Regions from separate parts of the Homo sapiens genome. Here regions 2 and 3 are each linked to region 1. Evidence: chromatin loops called from intact Hi-C (ENCODE). Cell type or tissue: endothelial cell of umbilical vein. All regions are shown on one strand.

Region 1 (8,000 bases):
GAAGATGAAGTTAAAATAATTTAACCACTATGAAACCAGCACAGAAATAGATAGAATTAAAATCCAGAAAATAGACAAGCACATAATGTAAACCTAGCAGATGAAAAAGGTGTGAGTTCAAATTCCTGAGAAAGAATAAAGATTATTTAGTAAATGCCATTGAATCAATTGGCTTAAACATTTGGGGGAAAAAAGAACATAGAATCTAGCTTATGTGTTATACCAAATTAGATAGTAAATATGCTAAGATTTAACTTTCAAAAATAAAAGTATGAAAGTAGTAGATGAAAATACAGGCTAATTAGGAAAGGTCTATTTATGAATGACATCAAAGGCAGAAATCACAAAGAAAAGTGGTTTAGATTAATTGAACCAAAAATTATTTTGTTATCAAAGCCATCATGAAAAGAATTTAGAGAGAAATAAACTGGCTAAGAGGTTATTGTCTTTAACATGTAAAGGGCTCTTTCAAATCAATAAAAATATAAAAACACAATGGACAAATCGGTAAAGACTTTAAAGAGAAGTTTCTCCAAAGATGAATTCAAATAAACATATAAATATTTGACCTGAACAAAAATTATGGAAACTAAAATATGAAAAATAACATTTGCCCATATCACATGGAAAATAATGTGAATGCCTTCATGGCACTAGGAGAAATGGGCAATCTTATTCACTTTTAGAAGAAATGCAAATAACTCTACACTGTCTGAAACTCAGGTTTTTCAGTGTATCTCAAAAGTCTTAAACGTGTGCATTTTCTTTGATCTAGCAATTCTGCTTCTAGGAAGCTTTCCCAAGGAAATAATTAGGTCAAAAATTAACCGTAAGGCTCTGCTACACAAAGTCTTTCATGCATTGTGAGGGGACAGTAACTGAAAAGCAGAGCAAATTGTTCAATCATAGCAGGTTTGTTAAGTAATTTGTAGTCATTCAATTTATTAAATTATACTTCAGTAAAATAAATTATATAGCAGTCTGTAGAAGATCTCTTCTCATTTAGCAACATTCAGTAGATGTATAACTATTTTAGATTAATGGATATAACTCTAGAAGGGTACGTAGCACAATACCAACACCCAACTTTTTTGTGGTATTAATACTACCTGCTCCTAACCCTACAAAGTAATCCTGATTGTAAGGATTGTAAGCTCAAACGTTAACTCCACTGAGTGGCCTTCGGTGAGTACCGCAGACAAAACTATCTTCTAGCCAAGGACATTCCCGGTCCCAGGCCCAACACAGTTTTTTAATTGCCATTTTTTTTAAGCTTCTTCACAGCATTTACCAATGTGTGGCATTACATAAATGCATTCGCTTGTTAATGTATTTCTATTACCTGCCTGATCCCCTTTCAAGATCAGCTCCATGAGGGCAGGGACTGTCTATCTTGTTTCTACTGTTCCCAACAATAGGACCCAGCAAAGAGCTAGATATTGAGTAGATGTTTGTTCAATTAAGTATGCTTTCTTACTGAATTGTAAGAGTTTTTATATATGAAGGATAATAAACTTCTGTCATCTACAGCAGAGGTTGAAAACTTTTTCTGTAATTGGCTACATTGTAAATACTTTAGGTACTAAAGTACTTGCAAATCACAGCGACTCAGCACTGCCTTTCTAGTGTGAAAGCAGCATAGACAATACACAAATGAATGGGTGTGGCTGTGTTGCAGTAAAACTTTATTTTAAAAACAGGAGGCCGCAGGATTTGACCCTTGCTAACCCCTATTCTGCACTGTGAATATATTTCCATTTTATTGTGGGCCATTTAATTTTTGTTTTTATGTACAGAAATTTTTAATTTTTATGTAGTCATTAGTATTCAACATTTTCTTTAGTTTTGTTTTATTTAAAACTTTTCTTAGAAAGTCTCTCCCCATCCCAAATAAGATAAGTATGCTCTGGATCACTAAATGTACCTGATTCAAATATATGAAATTCTCATCCTTTGGCCTTTTATTTTATCCTCTGAGACACAAATTCCACGTATTTTGTTTCCTGTGAAAATAACTGTATCTGTGCATAAAGCTTTTCCCACAATGATGTTCATCACAAGGCTTATTGTAATAGGTACTTTTTGCAATAATCTTAGTGTCTATTAATTGAGAATTAGATGTATTATCAATATAAATGAAAACAAATGATATAAACTAATGAAAATGATTTTAAATTGAATTAAATATTGACCAGAAAATGTGTCCACAATATCCTAAGCAAACGAAAGCAGAATACAAATAGACCTACAGTATGATCCATTTAAAACAATATTGGCACTTATTTGATGTTCAATAAATTTTCGTTGAATGAGTGACTGAATGAATGAGAGAATAGATAGAGCAAAAAATAAGAGTATTCTTTCTGAGAAAATAGCAGCACACCTAAAATGCCAGATCCAAAACAACCAAACAAAAAGTAAATAAAACATTCTTTTCTAAGCATAGCATGGCTTACAGGAAAATAAGGAAGTATTTTCTGCTCCAGAAGCTGCATAAAAATGGGACTGCATTTGAATAAGCATCTACCGGAGCTGACATCTGCCCCGGCAGTGTCTGGTAACCTACAATTTCCAGAACTGCATTAAGAGATATGGGGCCGGGGGAGGGAAGGGGACAACCACAAATCAAAAGTGGGTAAAAAGTGGAAAAACAGGCCAGGTGCGGTGGCTCACACCTGTAATCCCAACACTTTGGGAGGCCGAGGCTGGCGGATCACCTAAGGTCAGGAGTTCGAGACCAGCCTGGACAACATGGTAAAACCCCATCTCTACTAAAAATACAAAAATTAGCTGGGTATGGTGGCATGTGCCTGTAATCCCAACTATTCGGGAGGCTGAGGCAGGAGCATCCCTTGGACCCAGAAGGTGGAGATTGCAGTGAGCTGAGATCACGCCACTGCACTGCAGCCTGGGAGACAGAGCAAGACTCCATCTCAAAAAAAAAAAAAAAAAGAAAAAAAAAAGTGGAAAAACAGTAGAAATATGAGGCAAAATAAAACGGTAGAAATTAACACAAATGTGTCAGTAAATGGACTGAATTCATCAGTAAAATAAACAAAGATTGTTAGTCTCAGTAAAAGAGAACCAAATGAATGCTGCAGTCCCTGTATACCTGAAGGCCTGAGAAGTCTTCACAACTGGGTTAGGGAAGCGAGAGAGAGACGGAAGGTGTTCTGAGGGCTACCCTGCTCTCCACTTTTTTGAATGTGATAAGAAATAAATTTAAAAAGCAAAAGAAAATGTATAAGGTAACTGAGTGCTGACTTTTCTTCTTTTTTTTTGCTTCAGATGACAGTAACAGTATCCCCAAATTTTAAACACTAAAGAACAGTTGTTTTCACAAGTTAAATCTTTTAGGTAATTATATATATATTTTCTTGCTATGATTCGCCTTTCAAAATTAGTTGTGCATGTAAAGAATAAAGCAAAAACCACAATGAACCCACTAATAGATTTTGTACTTAAACTACTTATCAGAAAAAACAAAAACCCTGAAAAATCGTCAAAGGCCTAATTCTGAATATAACAAAACAAAGGATAGTGGCTTTTTCTAAGAGTGTTTTTCTCCCAAGAAATGCATAGTTTTCTGAGAAAATATTTTCATTGATTGTGACCAGAGATGTTACAAATTACAGGGTGGAAATTGAGGTTTAGTTCTAAGCTTTCCACTTAGCCTGTGACTTTGGGACAGTCACTTTTTGTATCTGGGCCTCAATTTCCTCAACGATGAGACAAGCAGTTTGGACAGAATTCCAATATCCCTTCCACATATTAAACTGTGTAGTTTGAGATTATGCGGTGCATTATTATAAATCCCCACTAGGGGGCAGTATTTGCATAGTCATGTCCATCAAAAAGCAGAACTGGGCGTGCAAAATTAACTTAGAACTCATTCTCTCATCTTTGCTAGAAGACAACACTGTAAGCAGGTGGAGACCATAGCCCTGCATGAAGTACTGGGGCCTCTGTGCCAACCCACAGTTCCACTAGGAGGTAACAGCCACCCCACCCCATCCCCAAGAGCCCAGAGAGAGGCGGGACTTCTGATGTCAGCTTTGACTTTCGCAGGGGCTTCCGGAGTGTCTGCATTGTTCTCATTACTGAAAGCGTTCTGGTTGCAGCTTGATGTCTTTGGTGAGGATAGAGTATATTTTGCTTCATTTACTAATTCTCGTTTTCTTCTCCTGTCCCTTCAATATGGATAGATAAATCTGCACAACTTTTACCTCTGGAATTGACGAGTTACCTTCATTTGTGGTTTGCAAAAAGATGCCTGGAAGGATACTGTGTACCAGCACCATGGGATACTTGACAACCCCAGTCAATGGGGATCCATCCTAGGCCAAATGCTGTCCATTCAAGTGGTTCTGGAATCTCAGGGCACACTACAAACCAAACCCAAACCAAATCTCCAGGGCAGACCAGGGATCCAGAGATTGGAGAGATGTGGATTTACATGGTGGTGGCAAATAAAAGAAAGTGAGAACAAGCTTACATTTGCCCAAGATAGCATTTAACCGTACCCTCCCTAACCCAAACCTCCCACCTCTTTCTACCAAAAATATCGCTAAGGCGGCTGAGAAGCTGTCAAACACCCTCTGTGCCTCGCCTCCCTGGTAGGGCTGCTAGTGACAGAGGCATCCGCCAAGACAGGTCATTGAATATTTATTGGTTCTCCTGCACTGGGAGGAGCTGCTGCAGAGTATAAAGATCCATGAGACGAGTTTCTGCCCTCCAGGAGTTTTCAGGAAGGAAACAAACCCAGGATACAAATATTGTTAAATAAAGACAGAGCACGCCAGGGACCCTAGGAGAGAAAAGGCCGAGAGCTGTGGGCAGAGACTAGTGGTGACTGAGAAGGCATCCCGTGGGCCTTCCTTGACATGGGTGGCCTGGAAGGGAGGAGATCTGGACAGAGGTGAGGGCAGGGCAATGACAGGTGATGGGGACAGAATAACTGAACACACTGGGGTAGGATGAGTGGGGCATATTTGGTAAAAAGGAAAGATACAAGGAGGCTGAAGTAAGAGCAAGAGTGGACAGTGAAAGAAGGAAGGCAGGGAGGGGAGGAGAGGAGCTCCCTGCCCGAGCCAGCCCTGTCTGGGTATTCTTTGGGCTTTACTCAGCTTATCAGAGACCTAAGTTCCAATGTTACAAAGCATGTGGGCAGATGGGCATTCTCCTTTACTATCTGTGAATGTGTAAATCATCATACTCTTTTTTCTGCATAGTTTGGCCCTGTGATCTCACAATCCCACGTCAAGCAATTTCCCTTTAGCAGATAAGCACCCAGATGTAAGAAGCATATAGGAAAAGCTAGTTTTCATAGAAGTATTTTATTTTATTTATTTATTTTTGGGGTAGAATCTCTCTCTGTTGCCCAGGCTGAAGGGCAGTGGTGCAAACATGACTCATTGCAGCCTCGACCTCCCAGGATCAAACAATCCTTCTGCCTCAGCCTTCCATGTAGCTGGAACCACAGGTGCACACCACGATGCCCAGTTATTATTTTTTTGTAGAGATGAGAGCTTCACTTTGTTGCCCAGACTGGCTTCGAACTCCTGGGCTCTAGCAATCCTCCTGCCTCAGCCTCCCAAAGTGCTGGGATTACAGATGTGAGCCACTGCACCCAGCCCGAACTATGTTTAATAGTTAAAAATTAGAAATAATCTATGTGTCCTTCAAAATGGAACTCAAATATATAATGGTATTTGGGAGCCATTTAATAAAAAAAAATCATCTTGTGATCAGGGGTGTTCATGACATGTGGTTCAATGCACTAGGCTACTTATAGAACAGCTGTATATAGTGATGCCTTCTCAAAGTTGTCCACATGTAAGTGTGAATGAGAATATGCACCGATATAGAGTTATCTGAAAGAATGCTCAACAAAATGTGTACAGATGTGCGTGATGTTATGACATGATATGTGTGTCATGATGTGTATGATTTTGTGTATTATCTTAATTCTTGACCCCAAAGGTGCCATCTTTACAGAAACTCTTGGGCAGTGTTCTTGGGAGGAACAGAACCAATAGGACGTACGTACATAAAAATCTCCCTCTTTCTACATATATATCTATAGATAGATAGGTAGAGAGAGATTCATTTTAAGGAATTACCTTACATGATTTTGAAGGTGCAAGTCTAAAAATCTGCAAGGTAGGCAGGCAGGCTGGAGACCCAGGCAAAAGTTGCAGTCCAAGTGCAAAAGCCATCTGCTGTGAGAATTCCTTCTTGCTGCAGGGAGGTCAGTCTTTATTCAGGCCTTCAACTACCTTGATGAGGCCCAGCCGCATTTGGAGGGCAATCTGCTTCATTCAAAGTGCACCCGTTTAAATGTAAATCTCATTCCCAAACTCCTTCACAGAAACATCCAGAATCATGTTTGACTAAATAATCTGGGCACCATGGCCCAGCCAAGTTGACACATAAATGTAGCCATCACAAGCAGTGCCCAAGATGTTAGGACTGGTTGTTAGTCCCCAGAGACTTCCAGAAAAAGTCATTTCAGCAGCTTCTCAGGAGATGTGGTGCAGGGGATGATGGGGTATGTGTGATAGCTCCGGGCAGGCGCTACAGGGTTTTGTTTTAGTTGGCTGGCTAGAGAAAGCTGGACTCCTGTATAGAGTTACTGACTTGAAGAAGAATCTATAAAGAACAAAGAGATATTTGAGTTCTTTTCCTACATTAGGCAAAATTGAAACTTTCATGCACAATGGCAGACCTGACCAAAAAACAAACAAAAACCAAACATTCAAGTCTCTTACTGTGTGTGGTCTGTTCCCATGCCCCCAATATGGTGTCTTTGCCTACTCACCCTCTTAGATACTCTTACATTTCTTTGCCTGTGACTCACACCTTGCTAGAAACAATGTTGGTTATTGGCGTCAAAGGTACAACCTGCAAAAAAGCAGCCTATGCTTAAAATATAATTCTCTGTTTTCTCCATATTTTCCTCACACTTCTCAGGACTTGATGCAGGAAAATCAAGACATCACTGCTAGTTCAGGTGAGATTAATTCAGTGTGGGTCATTACAGTCAAATTGATAAAACTGCTCTGCTCACCCTCCATAGAAAAAAGTCCATAGCTCTCCACTCCAGTGTGGCCAGTATCATTCCTCAGCCACATTCTAAAGAGGGCCAAGGAGTTTAGCCTCATAACATCTGTGGCCTTGTGCATGGCTCCTGAGCATGCGGCAGCAGGAAGGTGGCCGGAGCTGGGTCATCGTGGCTCTCCAAAGGCTCCTCCTGCACTGGGAGCCATAGTGTCAAGCCTCCCTCACACACTGGCAAGCAGCCCTTTCCTCCTCTCCCTACTGTCCATCATGGCCTGGCGATGTGTGTTGGCAAAAGCAAAGGCCTGGGAAAGAGAGCCATCTGCCAGCTCAGCCTCAGCAAGCCCTTCCTTCAAGCCTTCCCATCAGAAGCCAGATTCCTTTCCTGGGAGCAATTAGTCCTAACGACAAATGACAGAGGTTCTAAAACTGCGATTCAAGTGAGATTTGCAGAAGAAATGATAAATAAACCCAGAAGTTATCAAATTATAGCAGCAGGATTTATTCACTTGTATTAGAAGCTGAAAGCACAATGTAAGGGCTTGTGTTCCCTTTGGCACAAGTCTTCTCGTGCAGTTATTCGTTCTTCCTGAACACCCTGGGATTTCCACGTGGAGAGTTCAGAAGGAGAAGTAATCTGCGATCTCTCTGCTTCAGGCTCTCTTTTTATTTCTTCATGAATCGTTTAGTCAGCTGTCCTCTGGGAGGGAACTTTCAGTCATTCCACCTTCTAATTAAGATTTCTTTTCAAAAACAGCAAACATAGGTTTGGTCCATTGGGTTTGCTTACCCTGGCCCAGCAGCCATGTCCTTATAAGAATTTCCAAGTTAAATGTTTAGCTTGGGTGTGTGCAAAGAAGTTGAGACAGTCATCTGCTTTGCATCACCTGAGGTCAGCGGGCTCAAGAAAGGAGGTGAATGCAATTTTAGAATCCTTGACT
Region 2 (8,000 bases), 660 kb after region 1:
AAGGCAGTTTGCAGCAACAGTAACGCCAATGAAGAAAGCATTCTTCGTCTCAAGGTCATTAGGTTGAAGTGGACTGAATCTCTCTGGTTCTAAATATCATTTAGCTGTATTGCTCTGTAATCACACATCTGGTCACTAAAACCTGTGGTAGAGGATGCTGTAATGATTTTTTCATTAGAACCATCAGTAATACATTTGCACTACAGACATAGTTCTATTTTTCAGGCACTGCCTTTTAAAACCCATCCCTTATATTTCTTACTTGGTTTGTGTTCTTATGTAAAAGTTGAATGCCAAAAACCAAAACCAAAACTAAAAAGCTAGAATTTTGGATAAATGAGAAATTACTACCCACAAGCACAGGAATTAAAAAATAAATGTTTGGGGGGTACTGTTTTCTACATAATGAAATTCAGCAATATCGCATCAGATATAAGCCAGCAAAGCCATCAAAACACCATTAAGTTTTCAGAGAAATATGCAAAAGTCAAGAAAAGATTCATAGTAAATTACTGTTAAAACCTAGAGTTTGTACTGACCAAAAAAACGTAACCTAAATCATAGCATTAACCTTGGTTCTGTCAAGCATTAAGAATGTGATTTTTTTTTTTTTTTAAAGGAAAAGCAGACACAATGGTGTGCTCTGGGCTAGCAACTTCACTTGCATCAATTTAGATGATATGAACTTGCTGAATTAAAATCAAATTTGCCCTGTCCAAAGTCAATTTTTCTGAAGTGCCACCCTTCTTTACTTCACTGATTCACTTGATTATAAATTTCATTTTAAAAAGAAAATTCTCCCTCAATTATTCTCATTTTCCATTCTCTTCTAAATTTAAACTCTTCTTAAAGTGTTCTGGAAAAATGGACCCATTAGGCTAAAGAAAGTGAGAAAGATAACAGCTTAGCATTGAAGCTAAATCATGAGTTCTGCTGAAATAGAGTTTAAGAAAAAAAAACCATGGATTATCTGTGTGAAGCCCTGTGCAATGAATGCCACACCGCTGAGAGCAAGCCAAAATGAATGTGGTGTAGACTCAGAGAACGAACCACAAGGAAACAATCTTCGCATCAGCAAGGGCTGGTCAGCCACAATGTCAGGAACTAGGTTAGATATTTGACCTAGGGGTGAAGAAAACTCAGGGAGGGTCCATGATTTGTCCAAATAAATAGAAGAATATTTGAAACCAGGACTCTCTGACTCCAAAGTCAATGGTTCTTCCATTACCTTACAAGCCTCCATGGTAAAAGGGAATAATGTGAAGTTATTTCAATTCCCTGTAAACAATAACAACAAAAACTGCTTTCTTAAAACAATCTTTCTACTTATATCCTTGAGTTTACAATTTGATTCCTGACCTTAGGCTTTTTCTTGAAAAGTAAATTGTTTTTTGCACATGCCCTGCAGTTTGTTTTTACCAGCCTTTTCTCATGCGGCACCTTCTGATTGAGTGTCCTTCTTCTTAGCTGGTTAATGTCTACTTTTCCTTTACAGATATGTTCAGGACAGCTGGTCTGACCTTATCTTTGCCACTTGTTATTCTTTTTTCTCTAACTTAACAATGTGTTCACAATCTTTCCTTCTCTCCTCCCTCAGCAATGTGGATCTGTTAAGTTTTCCTTTCTGATTACAGATAAGGTTTGCCTTTTCACCTACCTTTACCTACACTGACAATGAAGGGTTCTGAGTAGCCATTTCGTTCCATTCTCATTCCACAACACCTGAAAGCCACAGAAACCTTGAATCTCCATAATGGGGACTGAAGAATATACAGTACATAATAATTTAAAGCTACCCCTTGCAAGAAGTGTAACTGTTCCCCTCTAATTACTGGAGATATTTTTTTTTCCCCTAGAAGAAAATATTCTTAAAATTTCACATTCAAAAGGTCTGTGATTTTCTTTTAAAAATCTAAAATATATATTTGGATGAAAAAAGGATTAAATTTTCAGCATCTTAAATTTTATATTGAATAAAAAGGACAAATGAGAGAGAGAGAGAGAGAGTGTATGTGTGTGTGTGTGTGTGTGTGTGTGTGTTTATTATAAACCACAGATGATCTCAGGCTCATTCAATCTGGATGAAAAAGCCATTTGCTTTCTCCTGTCCATTTGACTGAGTTGAGCCATAGGAAGGCCAAATGGCATGATCTGTGTTGTTTGCTACTCTTGGCCTCCTCTGTAGGGAATGTATCCATAGATGAGAAGGAAGGAATGAATGGGAACTTGGATTTTTACCTCCCAATGGCTGAATACTAGTTGTGGGCTGGCCAGGCCACTTGTCCTCTTCCTGATTTCATCAGCAAAACCAAAGCTTTCAGCAACAGGCAGCACAGCCTTGATGATGAACATGTCTGTCCCTTCTTTCATTTCTTCTTGAAGTACCCGACCTTCTCTCTTTGACAAGACAGCATAGACTCGACCTGTAAAACCATAAATCTTTTAAAATCATGGATCAATCATATGGCTTGAGCCACACCAAGACATGATTACCCATATACTCTGTAACAATCCATAAATGATTAAATTTGTTCTCAATAATGTTGATTTACAAAAGCAAGGAACACTTTTTAAGTGTTTATTTAAAAAGCATGAGATTTATAGAAAAATTGGAAACAAAAAATAACAAAAAGTTAAATCACCCCAAACTACACTGCTCATAGACAAACTCCACAAAACAGCATGAGAAGAAGATTTGTAAAAGGACCTTTCAATGCAGTTTCACCTATAAGCTATCTTTGGGTCTGAAATCCAATGAGATGAGTGACTGGGCTTCATAAATATTAAAATATTTGAATAATTTTGAGACCTTATTGACATGGCAATGATAATTAAGATGGCATAGGCTATTTGGGCTTAGTAGGCAAGCAACTGGCATTTTTATACCAAAAATTAAAACCACACACATATATATTTGTTCATAGTTTTCTTAAACTGGTAATATTTAAGTGGTATGAGTATTAAGTGTTTTATTCCCCTGAAAACTGATAGGTTTGGAATCTTTAAGGTCTGGTAACAATTTCTAGTGCCACAGCACAAGAATTCCACTAGCAAATTCTCTTGGATGACTCTTTCAATTCATCTTTAGGCACAATTCTGCCTCACACTCAGGAGGGAAACATCTTCCCCTCTGACTGGTGTTCTGTATGAGTGTCTCTGGGTATGCAATGTATCCTTTCAACTAGTAAGGAGAACAGACCCTGCAAAGAATAGAGATACATTGAAAATCACAGACAATCATGAAGGACTTGCTGTAACCAGCAGATACTCTCTTTAAAGCCTTCTCTTTCACCTGCTGCCTAAAAAATAATTTTAGTTACATAAGTGATCTATTGCATATATTATCCTTAAACATTTACAACACTGCTGCTAAGCAGGGCTAAAGTATCCTTTGACCACCATTGAGTCCTGGACCCTTCTCTCCTAACTGCCAAGGTGATGAGTCTGGAGTGTCTGCTACCCACTTACCTTTATTTATTTATTTTTTAAACTAGAAACTGACGACACAAAGCCAAAATGTCTGACTTCCAAACTTTTCTCTCTGATTCAGATTTCCCCCTAGTGGCGGTTATTAGGAACGGAAATAGGAAACAAATGGCAGAAAATCTATTGTGTCACAACGCCTCAAGGAAAAAACCTAAACTAAAATCTCTGATGAGCCTTCACCATGTTTAGGTTTAGCTTAAAAACAAATTAACACTCCATTCGTAATGAAAGGCACCCCCTTTCCTCTTGTCTACTTCCCCAGCTAGCTACTACATTCTCTCCTTCCTTGCTTCCTCACATCTTAAACAGGTAGCTTCTCATTTCTTCACTATGTGCTCTTTCTTTAACATCTAGCTCTCCTGGTTGCTTCAGGAAACTGCTTCCTTGAAATTTCACAATAATTTTCATGTTCCTAACCTAAATGCTTTTTTCCCCCAATTTTCATTCTCTGTGATTTCTCTGTGGTATTTGAAGCTACTGATTAATGTCTACTCTGCCTACTGTCTCCAATCTTAGTATTATTCTCCTTACACTCCTGGCCTTCTGACCATCATTCTCTTTATTTCAGTATCTCCTGAACTTCTTCTTATGAGTATTCTTTGAGGCTTCATACTCTTTGAACAAACTCTCCACTCAGCGAGACAACTAATTTATAATTTGTGTGGTTTAAATTAACTAATTTTATGCTTGGGACTCCTAAGGCCATCTCTAAGCCAGGCCTCTCCTTGGATCTCCAATACCACTTTACAATGGATGCCAGGGCATCTCTGCTGTGGAAGCCAACTTCCTTTCAAATTTAACATGTCTAAGAATATATTATCTACTTCAAAAGGCAATTCCATTCTCCCCATTCCAACTATTTCCCCCGTCATTCATACCAGAAACCTCATAGTTACAGAATCACACAACAGTGGGGTAAAAGGAAACTTGAGGGTCAAGAAGTTCTACTAAAGTAGCTGTTTAAGCTCTCCTTGTATACTCTAAAACTCATTTTCTCCCAGGGTAGCCCATTCCATCTTTGGATAACTGTAACAGCTGACAATTCTTGAGTCCCAAATATGTTCCCCTGAAGTTTCTGACCATCAGTCCTAGTTTTTATCACATGGGACAAGTTTAATCCCTCTCCCACAAATTACCCTGTAAGCTACTCAAAGACAGCTGTCTCATGTTCACTTTTCCAGGCCAATCTTGCTGTGACTAGACCTGTATTTCCTGTTTTATCGTGGCCACTCTCCTACTTGAACTACTATGATTTATTTACATCCCTCTTGGTATTTGGTACCCGGAAATGAAAAACAATACTTCAAGTATAGTCTGAAAAGGTCCCAAAACAGCAGAATGATTATTATTTTCATTAGTGATCCCTTTTAGTTATATATTATTTGTCTGAGATATATAGAAAAGAAATCTTACCATAACACCTAACATGTGTGAACTAGTAATCTTTACTCCCCTATCTCATTCGCAGAAATGTTTTAAGGGCCAGGAGAGCGGTGGCTCACGCCTATAATCCCAGCACTCTGGGAGGCCAAGGCAGGCAGATCACTTGAGGTCAAGAGTTCAAGACCAGCCTGGCCAATATGGTCTCCACATCGCCACTAACACTACAAAAATTAGTTGGGCATGGTGCTGTGTGCCTATAATCCCAGCTACTCCAGAGGCTGAGGCAGGAGAATCGCTTGGAGGAGAACTTGGGAGGTGGAGATTGCAGTGAGCTGAGATCGTGCCACTGCACTCCAACCTGGGCAATAGAGTGAGACTCGGTCTCCAAAAAAAAAAACCAAAAAAAAAAAAACAAAAAAGAAACGTTTGAAGGTAGTTTATGGAAGTAAATACAAAACAATAAAACAATAGGGGCAAAAAAGAATGAGGAAAGTGGGGCAAACAGACCACGAATAAGGGGCCAGTGGGGACAAGCTGCCTGACTGCTGCTGCATGGGTCATGCCAGCAGGCTTAGATCAATAATTGTAATTGAAACTGAATATAGTTAACATGTAATTTTGATCCATTCAATTTTAATTCCATGAAAACTATATGTTGATACTGGGGCATAGTTATGGATCACCAAGCATAGGAAAATACTATTATAAAACCTTCCAAACACACTTGGTTCTCATGATAGGTGTGTTCAATGCTTGGATGCATTCAAAGACCCTAAATGTGCCATTGTCATCACTGAGAAATTAACACAGCCATATCAATAAGAATTTCTGATCATGTGGCTCTTGACTGCAAATACTTTCATACCCTTTCCACTGGATATCTGTTCCATCATGATCACTTGTTTGTTCAGTCACTTAAATAAAGATCAGAGTTGGTTGAGTACAGCGGCTCATCACTGTAATACTAGCACTTTGGGAGGCAGAGGTGGGAGGAACGCTTGAGACCAGCCTAGGTAACAAAACAAGACCCTGTCTCTAAAAAAATTTAAAAATTAGCCAGGTGTAGTGGTGTGCAACTGCAGTCCTAGCTACTTGGGGGACTAAGGCAGGAGGATCATCTGAGCTCAGGAGTTGGAGGCTGCAGTGGACTATGATTGTGCCACTGTACTCCAGCCTGGGTGACTGGGCAGGACCCTGTGGGAGGGAGGGATGGAGGCAGGAAGGAATTGACAGAAGGAGGTACCAGAGTACCCTACTGTATGAAAGGAACCAGGGAAGAGGAATTCATCAAGGAAAAAACCAGCAACAAAAAGATTAATCAATTAAAACAGTATTGATCAGTGCTCAACTGTTAATGACTACACTATAAATATCTCAGCCTGTATTCAAGGCAGTAACCCACCCCTTCAGCTTCTCTAACTGCCAGATTCTGGAGTACACAGGGCACAGCCTCTCCAAGCCAAGGTATATCACTCACTGTCCACAGGCAAAACCATTTGAGGTTTTGCCAACTCTAAGCTCACAGTTTCTTTAACCTAGAATACTCTTAGTCCAACCCTATATTCAAATCCTTTTCATCATTCAAGGCCCATTCAAAAATTACTTGTTCCATGAAGTCTTCTCTAATACCCAAGCTCAAAAAAGTCTCTTTACCATTTGGGTGAACATTATCTGTTCTTTTATGGCCCTATGGATTCTCATATATACATTTTCTTCTTCCATAATATTAAGATTAACCTGTACATTCTACAGTCTTGAAAGCTAGAAGTTTGGTGATTAAAGGTATGTTGTTTTTTTCAGAATTTAGGAAAGGGAATAGTTGTCCACAGCAATGTTTTCTTTAACAGTAAACAATCAGGAAACAATGCAAATTTCCAATTTCAGAATAATAAGTAAACTGTATCATATCCTATTGATAAGATTACACGCAGAGGTTAAAATGAAAATTATGAATTCTAAGTAGCCAAATGAAAGCATGCCTATAAAATAAATAATAAACCTAAAAAGCAAAATATTACATTATTTCTATCATAAGGTTACAGTTATGCAAAATGTACTATTATGGACAAGGGTTGTAAAAGAAAATGGGAAATAAAGTTGGATTCCAAGGAGAAAGAGCATTCTTTCACCTTGTGATTTGTTATTGTTGGTAACACTTATGCACTAACTTTAATTAAAAACACACATACAAATAAATTGGTAGGTACTTATTCTTATACACCAGGTCACACTAACCTCTTCCTTTTGTCACAGAGCTATAAGACTGCTGAATCAGGCCAACGTGGTTGACAGGATACAGATGGGCTTCAATCAAATAGGAGATAAAGCATGCTGCAGACACAGTGGGGAACGTAGGCTGGTTGCTACTATATAGATAGATCAGCTACAAGTTTATAGATAATTGATGTTAACAGGTCAAACCCACTGTGGAAAGTTGTCCTTAGTGAGTCTGCTAGCACCTCTTACTATTATAATCAGTGACTTAAAAAAGAAGGCACAATGATCAAATCCAAAGTTGACATGAAGTTGGCTGGAAACAAACACTGTGACACAGTCAAGATAACTGGGCAAGGACCCCAGTTTTTTTTATTTTTTAGATAGAGGGTCTTGTTATGTTCCCACAGCTAGATTTGAATTCCTGGGCTCAAGCGATCTCCTGCCTCAGCCATGCAGCTGGGACTATAGGCATACGCTCGCACGCCTGGCTAGGACTTGAAATGCAAATTGTGTTAAACCAACCAAGTGTCCAGGATTTGAGAGGTCAAGCTGTTGGAGACCAACCTGGGCAACATGGTGAGACTCCGTCTCCACAAACATTAAAAAGTTAGCAGGGAATGGTGGCATGCCTGTGCTTCCTGGAGGCTGAGGTGGGAGGAGCGCTTTGAGCCTAGGAGGTTGAGGCTGTGGCAGTGAGTCATGTTTGCGCCACTGTACTCCAGCCTGGGTGACAGAGTGAGACCCTGTCTCCAAAACAAAAAAAAAAAAGGAAGGTCATGCTGAACAGCAGTTCCTATAAAACCAACTAGAAATGAGTTTACTTTAGGCTTAATAGTAGTCTTCAATGTGCTATGGTACAAAGAAAGCCAACTTAATACTAAGTTGCTGAATACAAAATTATTCCATCAATCAAA
Region 3 (8,000 bases), 50 kb after region 1:
ATATTTTATTAGATAACAAGTAAATACTTGCTCTCATCAAAAAATTAAATAATATAAAATAAATGAAGTTCTATCTTTATTTCCTTATTTTCCTTCCCTCACAGTTGAGTGGATACTTTGAGGACCCTCTTTTTCACTTAGTGGCTGTGTGATCTTGAACAAGTTACTCTATCTCTGTGCTTGATTTTTCTTATCTGCAAAACAATGATAAAAATAGCAGCTTCCTTGTGGGGTCTTTGTAAGGATTGAAGGAGGGAATTCATATAAAGTACTGAGAACAGCCCGGGGTTATCATAACTCTTAAATGCCAATTATTATCAATGTTCTTATCATTTCACACTTGTCTTACATTTTTCATAAATGGGATCATCTATATAAAATATTGTTATTTATTTGTGTTTCATGATAATTTCTTTCCTAGAGATATTTTTATTTCTGTATTTGTTTCTTTGTAACAGTTGAATAATAGTCCATAATGTGAGTATATAGTGTGATCCAAAGCACACTGTTATTTGTAGAGACTTGGATGGCTTCCAGGTTTTGGATGTTACAAATAATGCTGCAATTATCATCTTTGTATATTTATTCTTATGCACTTATTTGTGAGAATAATTCATATTTCTAGATGTAGAACTTCCAGGTCCAAGGATATATGCATTTTCAATTTTCTTAGTTATTACTAAATTTCCCTCCCCAAAAGTTACATCAACTTGTACTCAGCCCACCAGCCGTGAGTGACAATTCCTTTTCTTTTGCTTCATCGTCGTTTAAATTTTCCTTCTTCTCAACATCACGATCATTAGAGAAATGCAAACCAAAACCACAATGAGACACCATTTCACACCAGTCAGAATAGCAATTATTAAAAAGTGAAGAAACAACAGATGCTTGCGAGGTCATGGAGAAAAAGGAACGAACGCTTTTACACTGTTGGTGGGAATGTAAAGTTCAACTATTGAGGAAGACAGTGTGGCAATTCCTGAAAGATCTAGAACCAGAAATACCATTTGACCCAGCAATCCCAGCAATTCCTTTGGATATATATTACTGCATATATACCCAAAGGAATATAAATCATTCTATTATAAAAATACATGCATGCATATGTTTATTGCAGCACTATTTACAATAGCAAAGGCATGGAACCAACCCAAATGCCCATCAATGATAGACTGGATAAAGAAAATGTGGTACATATACACCGTGGAATACTATGCAGCCATAAAAAGGAATGAGATAATGTCCTTTGCAAGGACATAGATAGAGCTGGAAGTCATTATCCTCAGCAAACTAACACAAGAACAGAGAACCGAGCACTGCATGTTCTCACTTATAAGTGGGAGCTAAACAATGAGAACGCATGGACCAAGGAGGGGAAAAAATACACACTGGGGTCTGTTGTGGGGAGCAGGGGTGGAGGGCATAAGGATAAATAGTTAATGCATGTGGGGCTTAATACCTAGGTGATGGGTTGATAGGTGTAGCAAGCCACCATGGCAGATGTTTACCTATGTAACAAACCTACATGTCCTGCACATGTATCCCAGAACTTAAAATAAAATTTTAAAAATCCCAATTGCAACCTTTGCAATAATAATAATAATAATAAATTGTCCTTTTCTTTTTTCCCTAAGGTCTAGGGAAATTTCTCAGTCTTTCACTTTTTTTCTAATATCCCCTAACAGTTTTTAAGCAATTAATGAAATACAAGTCAAATCTATTTCTTAAACTAGAGTAGAACTATAGTATTACTGTCGTTCAGAACTTTTCCTAAATAAAACTTGAACGATTGGTTTCACAGCTTTGCAGGACATAGGGGAGGTGGTTGATGTTTGAATTTTACTGTTATTTTTTTGTTTTGTTTGTTGTTTATGTCTTGAGAAGCTTGTGGTTATAAGCATAAACTTAGAATGTATAATTTGGATGTGGGATATTGGAATTAAAATCTAAATTGTCCCGAATAAGTTTTATTAAAAGAAGTATGGCCTATCAAGAGAAGTTATCTCTTCAGTTCAGCAAGCAGCTTCATGCAGAAGTAGAATACAAGACATGTGGGCTACAACTGAAGCCTGGGTGAGCCAGTTGCCTTTTGCTTACCTGGGATTTATTGAGTGAATGTTCCATTATCTCACAGGGATCATCTCTACCAGGTTGGCCTCCTTCATGGACCGTAGTCTTGGTGAACAAGGCTCATAACCTTTGGCTAATGCATAGAGCTCCAGTGATATCCCTGATGCATAGGGTAGGAGAGTTTAGCTCAACATATTACTCAACACATGTGGCTCAAACTATAGTCCAATATATAAAACAATTAAAAACAAAAAACTGGTGAGCTCCAAGATAAGATGATGGAATAAACCTAAATTAAGTAAAAGACTCTCTTAACACTTAATAATAAAACAAATGTGAATTTGTTCCAATAAGAAATCCACCAACAGTAAGCAGGCGGAAGAGAGAGAGAGACATGGTCGATTTAAAGTCATGAATGTGCCAAAATGATGATCAAATAAAGGAACATAAGATCCTTGTTTGGAGTTGTAGCGCAGGTTATCTCCTAATCCCATCTTCACCCTTTGAACAATGGTTGGAGTCATTTTATTTTAAATTGCATATTTCAATTTTAGTTGATGTGGATCGACTCCCTGCAATGAAAGATGTGGTCACTATCATTCTCACAGGCCCACCGATCTTCCAGTCTTCGTCTTTCCATTTTGTTACATCACTGATTTTATCCATCTAACTGTACACATAGAAAGACTCCGACATACTGCCTTTTAAAACAGTAGTTTTTCTTCTAAAATAATACACTCAAGAAGATCCTATTTCTTGGGGGTATTTTGAGGCTTTATGGACAGTGTGGTTCACATTCCCATGATGCAAGCTTAATATGTCTAAGGATCTGTCTCCAACTCTTAACGCAACGATTCTGACTTCAATGATTTCTTATGCCTCCTGACTTCAGATAAAGATCTTAAACAATTCCTGAAGGGGTTCTTTGCATTAGAATACTATAAAACTTAGGTGAGGATGACAGCACCCTTATTATAGACTGAACTATATACACAGTTTATTGGAAGAGTTAATTACAGCATACATTTCAACAATTACAGACTACAAATAACATAAGATACATTTCTGGTATTAACTCTCAACTCATTGTCCCTAGGGAGCTGGCAAATTCCTGATCCAGATGTGGCTGAGATAAATGTTTTTGTTCTGGCCCAGACTAAGTCCTGTCCTTCTGCACTCCTTTTAATTTTGCATTATTTCTGGAATGCCTTTTGTTTCCCTAAAATTCATTTTCCTATTGTCATTGAAATGGTCACTTTTGGCATTTCAAAACAAACAAACAAGTAAACAAAAATGACTTAGCTTCTCTGCTGTCAGTAGCCCAAGATTTATCCTCATAAAGTGCAGACCCATCACAAACTGCTTATTTCTGGGCATCCCATTTTTCAGCCAGACACTTCAGTGACTTCTGCAAACCCTAGGGTTTGCTTTGTGCACACTTCAAAATAAATGCTAGATACCTATTTAACATAGACAGGCCTCCTCTACCTGGGCTATGTCTTTGCTCTGATCTGTGTGCTCTTTAATTCGTACTTTATCTCCCTCTGAGCTGTGTTCTGGTGGCAGCAGGGATTTTATGTGGCTGTAAAACCACTCTGTCTTTTGTGAGAAGACAACAGATTCTGGGTAGAGTTCAATGTGATTCTGGGTAGAGCTCTGTGTGGAAGTAAATTATTTTATTATACTACCAGTGTCTCTCTTTTCTATGCATTTCCCTGGTTTTAGTACATCATGGTTTCACTTTGGCTTTTTCCAGTTAACCTTCCCCCATCAGCACTCTCAAAGTCTGCCTGAATGTTTAAAGAACCTGAAACAAAGACAGTTGGGGGTTGATCACGTAGCCTTAGGCCAAAGATATTTTACAATGCTATTCTGTAAGGAATTTTTGGCCACAGTTTCAGATCATTATTTATAATCCCCAAAAGATGACCCCGCCACTTTCTAATCTTACCAGATATACTGGACACTCGTATGTTAAATTCAGGTCAGAGTCTGTGTGGGAGGGAGAAGAAAAGGAAGCTCAGATTTATTGAATTCTAATGTGCCAAGACAGACTTATTTCTTTCATTTAATTTTCTTAACAAATAAGCAGATATTATTCTCATTCTTCTACTAGAGAAACTGAGGCCAGAAGAGTTTACATAACTTGTTTAAGGTCACCATGCAATAATTAATGGAATTGTCCAAGTCTGTCTGATTCCAAAGCCTATACGTTTCACACTAAACATAATGCACTTACCAGGACTATAAATGTGAAAGGGGCTGGGGGCCAATTTTTAAAGGACTTCTAAATGTTTGTAACATTCTTTATTTCAAACAGCCCAAGGTTGCTTTTTAAGGCTGATGCCCCTGCTACGTAGGTAGGGTTAGTTAAGACAAGTCAGGGTCTGAGCACCACAAGGAAATTCTTACCAAGATCCCAGAGGTATCCAGGAATCCACGTGGTACTTATTAGGAAGATTTTGCAAATGAATCGCTTTGAGGATTTTAGTAGAGGAAGTCAGTCTGGGAGACCCTCCTGCTCCATATGGGCTGCATTTCACTCAATGGGGTTTTTGTTGCAGCACAGCTCTGGAAGGAGGTCAGGCGGTGGTCAGCAGAGGAAACCACCGCTGAGAAGGCTGGGCCCTGAGCTGTCATTCCCCCACTTTGCTTTGGACAAGGTACAAGAAATCCTTTATGGGCTGGTGCGATGAAAACTGATGGAAGCCAGCTTTGTTCTATTTTTGTAATATATTTCGGGTTGAGTTAATTCTATGGAAAAAAATAGTCAGTGGGGTTGTGTGTTTATATAGGCCCTTCATCCCGCTGCTCTGTGCCAAGTTCCACGAGTCTGCAAGGAAGTGAAGCCAGACGTGCTCAGCGTCCTGGGTCCTCACCCCAGTGACCTCTTAATCTCTCCAAGTTTACCCAGCTCTCTCGCAGCAGCATTTGCATGGAAATTGATCTCTCAGCTTCTGGCTTTTGGCAGGAGGACACTTCCTTCATATGGAAAAGTGTTTAATACCAATTTAATGGTCTCTCTAGCCACTGTACGCCCTTAGCCCACCCTCCTCCCTCAGTGCCCACTGGCACAGAGCATGGAAATCTAACTTTTAATCACCCCTTTAAAAACACCCTGAAACTTTCTTTCAGTATGTCCACTGCTTTTCTAATGAGGGTTCGCACCAACTTCCTTTTCATCCTGCAAAGAGTAACTGCTACTATAAATTAAAATGATGTCCTTAATAATCCATATTATTTTTTAGCATCTCCTATTCTCGTTAAACATAAATGCAGACAGGGAGGAGGAAGGAGATGGCTTTTTTTTCTTTAATACACAGGAACCAAAGCAAGTGGAAATAATTTTGTTGGTAACTCTGATAAAATGATGCCTCCTGTTTGAGTTTAAATAATAAAATAAATAAAGGCCAAGATGAGGGAAAAGAGTATTGTACAGTGAACATTTTCTGAACTTGAAGAATCAGATAGACACTAAATTAAACATTTGAGCAAATCATGGTAGTAGTTTGTCAGAGTCTCCTTAAACAACACATGTATACATAGTGGAAAATGATTAAGAATGACAAGAATGCGGGAGGAGTCTTACTATAAATACAATAAGTCAGTCATAAAATAATTGTGATGTGGCTCATCAATTTTATGATTTATCCCTGGCCAATTTTTGCTTTTGTTGAGTTGTTGCTTTGTCCTTATTTTTCAGTATCATTATTGTTTAAACTGTTCAATTTTTAAATTCATTTAATTGTAGTCAAAATAGCTATGTTCTAGCCCTGACTGCCAACAATCCACTAGAAAACGCTGGAAGAACCACTGACTATTTCTGGTTCTCCAAGGATTCTTTTATTCTCTAAGTCATTTGTGATTCTATTAAACCCAATATTCCCCCATTAAATTAAACGTCCTGAAAAGAACCGCCTTACCCCTGATAAACTGAGCTACTCATTCTTACCAGTTGGAGTCTTAGTTTTACATTTTCATATACTGCACAAACACCATTTCAACAGCAATAAAAGAAGAGAAAAAATATAAGAAAATTTCCCCTAAGCACTCATCATAATACATCACCCTTTTCCATGTCAGGGAATTTCTTCACCATATTTTCACATACATGCACATAACTTTTACATAGTTTTAGTTTCAACAAAAGTTTTTTGCCTTTCACTTAATATTCTATTCTAAACATTTTCTGCGTTGTTGGAAAATGCATTCATTCAACAATATCTCCTATATGCACTTCTAAAAAAGCCAACTTGTATGAAAAATCATAATAACCGTTCTAAAGGCTACGTAATATCTGTATAATATACCATTGAGAAACATCATTTATTGAAGCATATTCTTTTTTTATGTACTTATTTTTTTAGATAGGGTCTCATTCTATCACCCAGGCTGGAGTGCAGTGGTGCAATCATGGCTCACTGTAGCCTCCACCCCCAGGGCTCAAGCAATTCTCCTGCCTAAGCCTCCTGAGTAGCTGGGACTGCAGACACACCACCACGCCTGGCTAATTTTTTAATTTTTTTGTGGAGACGGGTTTCACCGTGTTCCCCAGGCTAGTCTTGAACTCTTGGGCTCAAGCAATCATCCAGCTGAGGCCTCCCAAAGTGCTGGGATTAAAGGTGTGAGCCATTGCAACTGGCCAACATATGCTTTTATTCGGTTTTAGGTTTTCAGTTTTCTGTATTACAAATCAAGCAGTAATGCAGGTCTTCTTGCATCGATCTCTTCTCATATTGACAGCTCCCCATTCCCACATCCTCCTTGGGATAAATTTTCATGAGTATTATTACTCTCTCTGAGGAATCTCTAGTTATAGCAGTACTTTAAGCTGGTGAGAATTCCAGCTTACCTGTTTACTAGTCCTTGATAGTACCTGTTGCAATGATAAAGTGTGATTGAATATGAAAGCATACAATCTGATAACTAGGATGTAGTAGACCCTGATTAGAATTTGATTTTGCTTTATTAAAAAATTACATTTCAAAACTCATAGACATTTGTACTGCTACTGGTAATATGTAAGAGTATGAAATGCCACCAAAATCTCACAAATTTTTTTATATATTTTGAAAATTGACAAGGCATCAATTGGTGCTTTGCATTGTGATTTTTTTGTATTTTTAATTGAAATATAATTAATACATGAAAATGCAAAAATCAGAAGTGTACAGCCTGATGAATTTTTATAAAGTGAACACACCCATGAAATGATATAATACTATCATATTATCAGCATCCCAGGAGTCTCTTTCTCCCTTTTCCTGTCATTATCTCTTACCCAAAGATAACCAATATTCTAACATCTATCACTATATATTAATTTTGTCAGTTTTTGAAATTTTTATGAATGGCATCATACAGAATGTATTTTTTTCTGGATTAGATATGATTATGTTCATGAAATCCATGTGGCATATAGCATTTGACTGATTGATTCCAGAATATACATATATCACATCTTACTTATCCATTATACTATTAATAAGCATTAAGTAGTTTCCAGCTTTTGGCTCTTACATGTAATGCTGCTATGAACATTTTCATATATGTCTTTCTTTGGCTTTATACAGAACATAAATTTATGTTGGGTCTATTCCTAGGAGTGGAATTTCTGGGTCATACAGAATGCAATTGTTCAGCCTAAATAGCAATTGCCAAACAGTTTTCCAAATGGTTGCAATTTATATTCCCACCAGACGTATGAGAATTCCAGTTGTTCCACATCATCACCAACACTAAGGAGTTTCTACCTTTTTCATTACAGACATTCTGGTGTTAATAGCCATTCTAACAAATGTGCAGTGGTATCTCATAGTGGTTTTAATTTGAATTTCCCTGATGTCTATTGATGATGAGCATTTTTTCATGTGCTTATTGGCCATTCTAATATCTTCCTGTGTGAAGTGTCCGTTCAAGACTTTTAGCTA

The links. Peaks named below come from ENCODE experiments on the same cell type or tissue, not always from the same donor. Only the 100,000 strongest peaks of a DNase experiment are listed, where the experiment ranks them.
Region 2: it touches region 1 in a loop (4-fold over the local background); 40 of 110 quality-filtered maps call a loop at or near these places.
Region 3: it touches region 1 in a loop (2.8-fold over the local background); 2 of 110 quality-filtered maps call a loop at or near these places.

Annotation. Positions count from the first base shown.
Region 1 is chr15:81,476,931-81,484,930 of GRCh38, forward strand. No RefSeq gene overlaps it. Among named protein-coding and RNA genes, the nearest start is that of TMC3, 110 kb to the left of the region's middle. In endothelial cell of umbilical vein, a CTCF peak has its summit at 3,817 (motif pointing right); a DNase peak (open chromatin) is centred at 3,821.
Region 2 is chr15:82,136,420-82,144,419 of GRCh38, forward strand. It overlaps EFL1 (elongation factor like GTPase 1), which reads right to left. Exons shown (of 20, transcript NM_024580.6): 19 at 2,239-2,423. Among named protein-coding and RNA genes, the nearest start is that of LINC01583, 52 kb to the left of the region's middle. In endothelial cell of umbilical vein, a CTCF peak has its summit at 3,563 (motif pointing left); a DNase peak (open chromatin) is centred at 3,552; H3K27ac peaks cover 338 bases.
Region 3 is chr15:81,526,574-81,534,573 of GRCh38, forward strand. No RefSeq gene overlaps it. Among named protein-coding and RNA genes, the nearest start is that of TMC3, 160 kb to the left of the region's middle. In endothelial cell of umbilical vein, no CTCF peak of the experiment used is centred here; DNase peaks (open chromatin) are centred at 4,928 and 5,548; H3K27ac peaks cover 1,953 bases.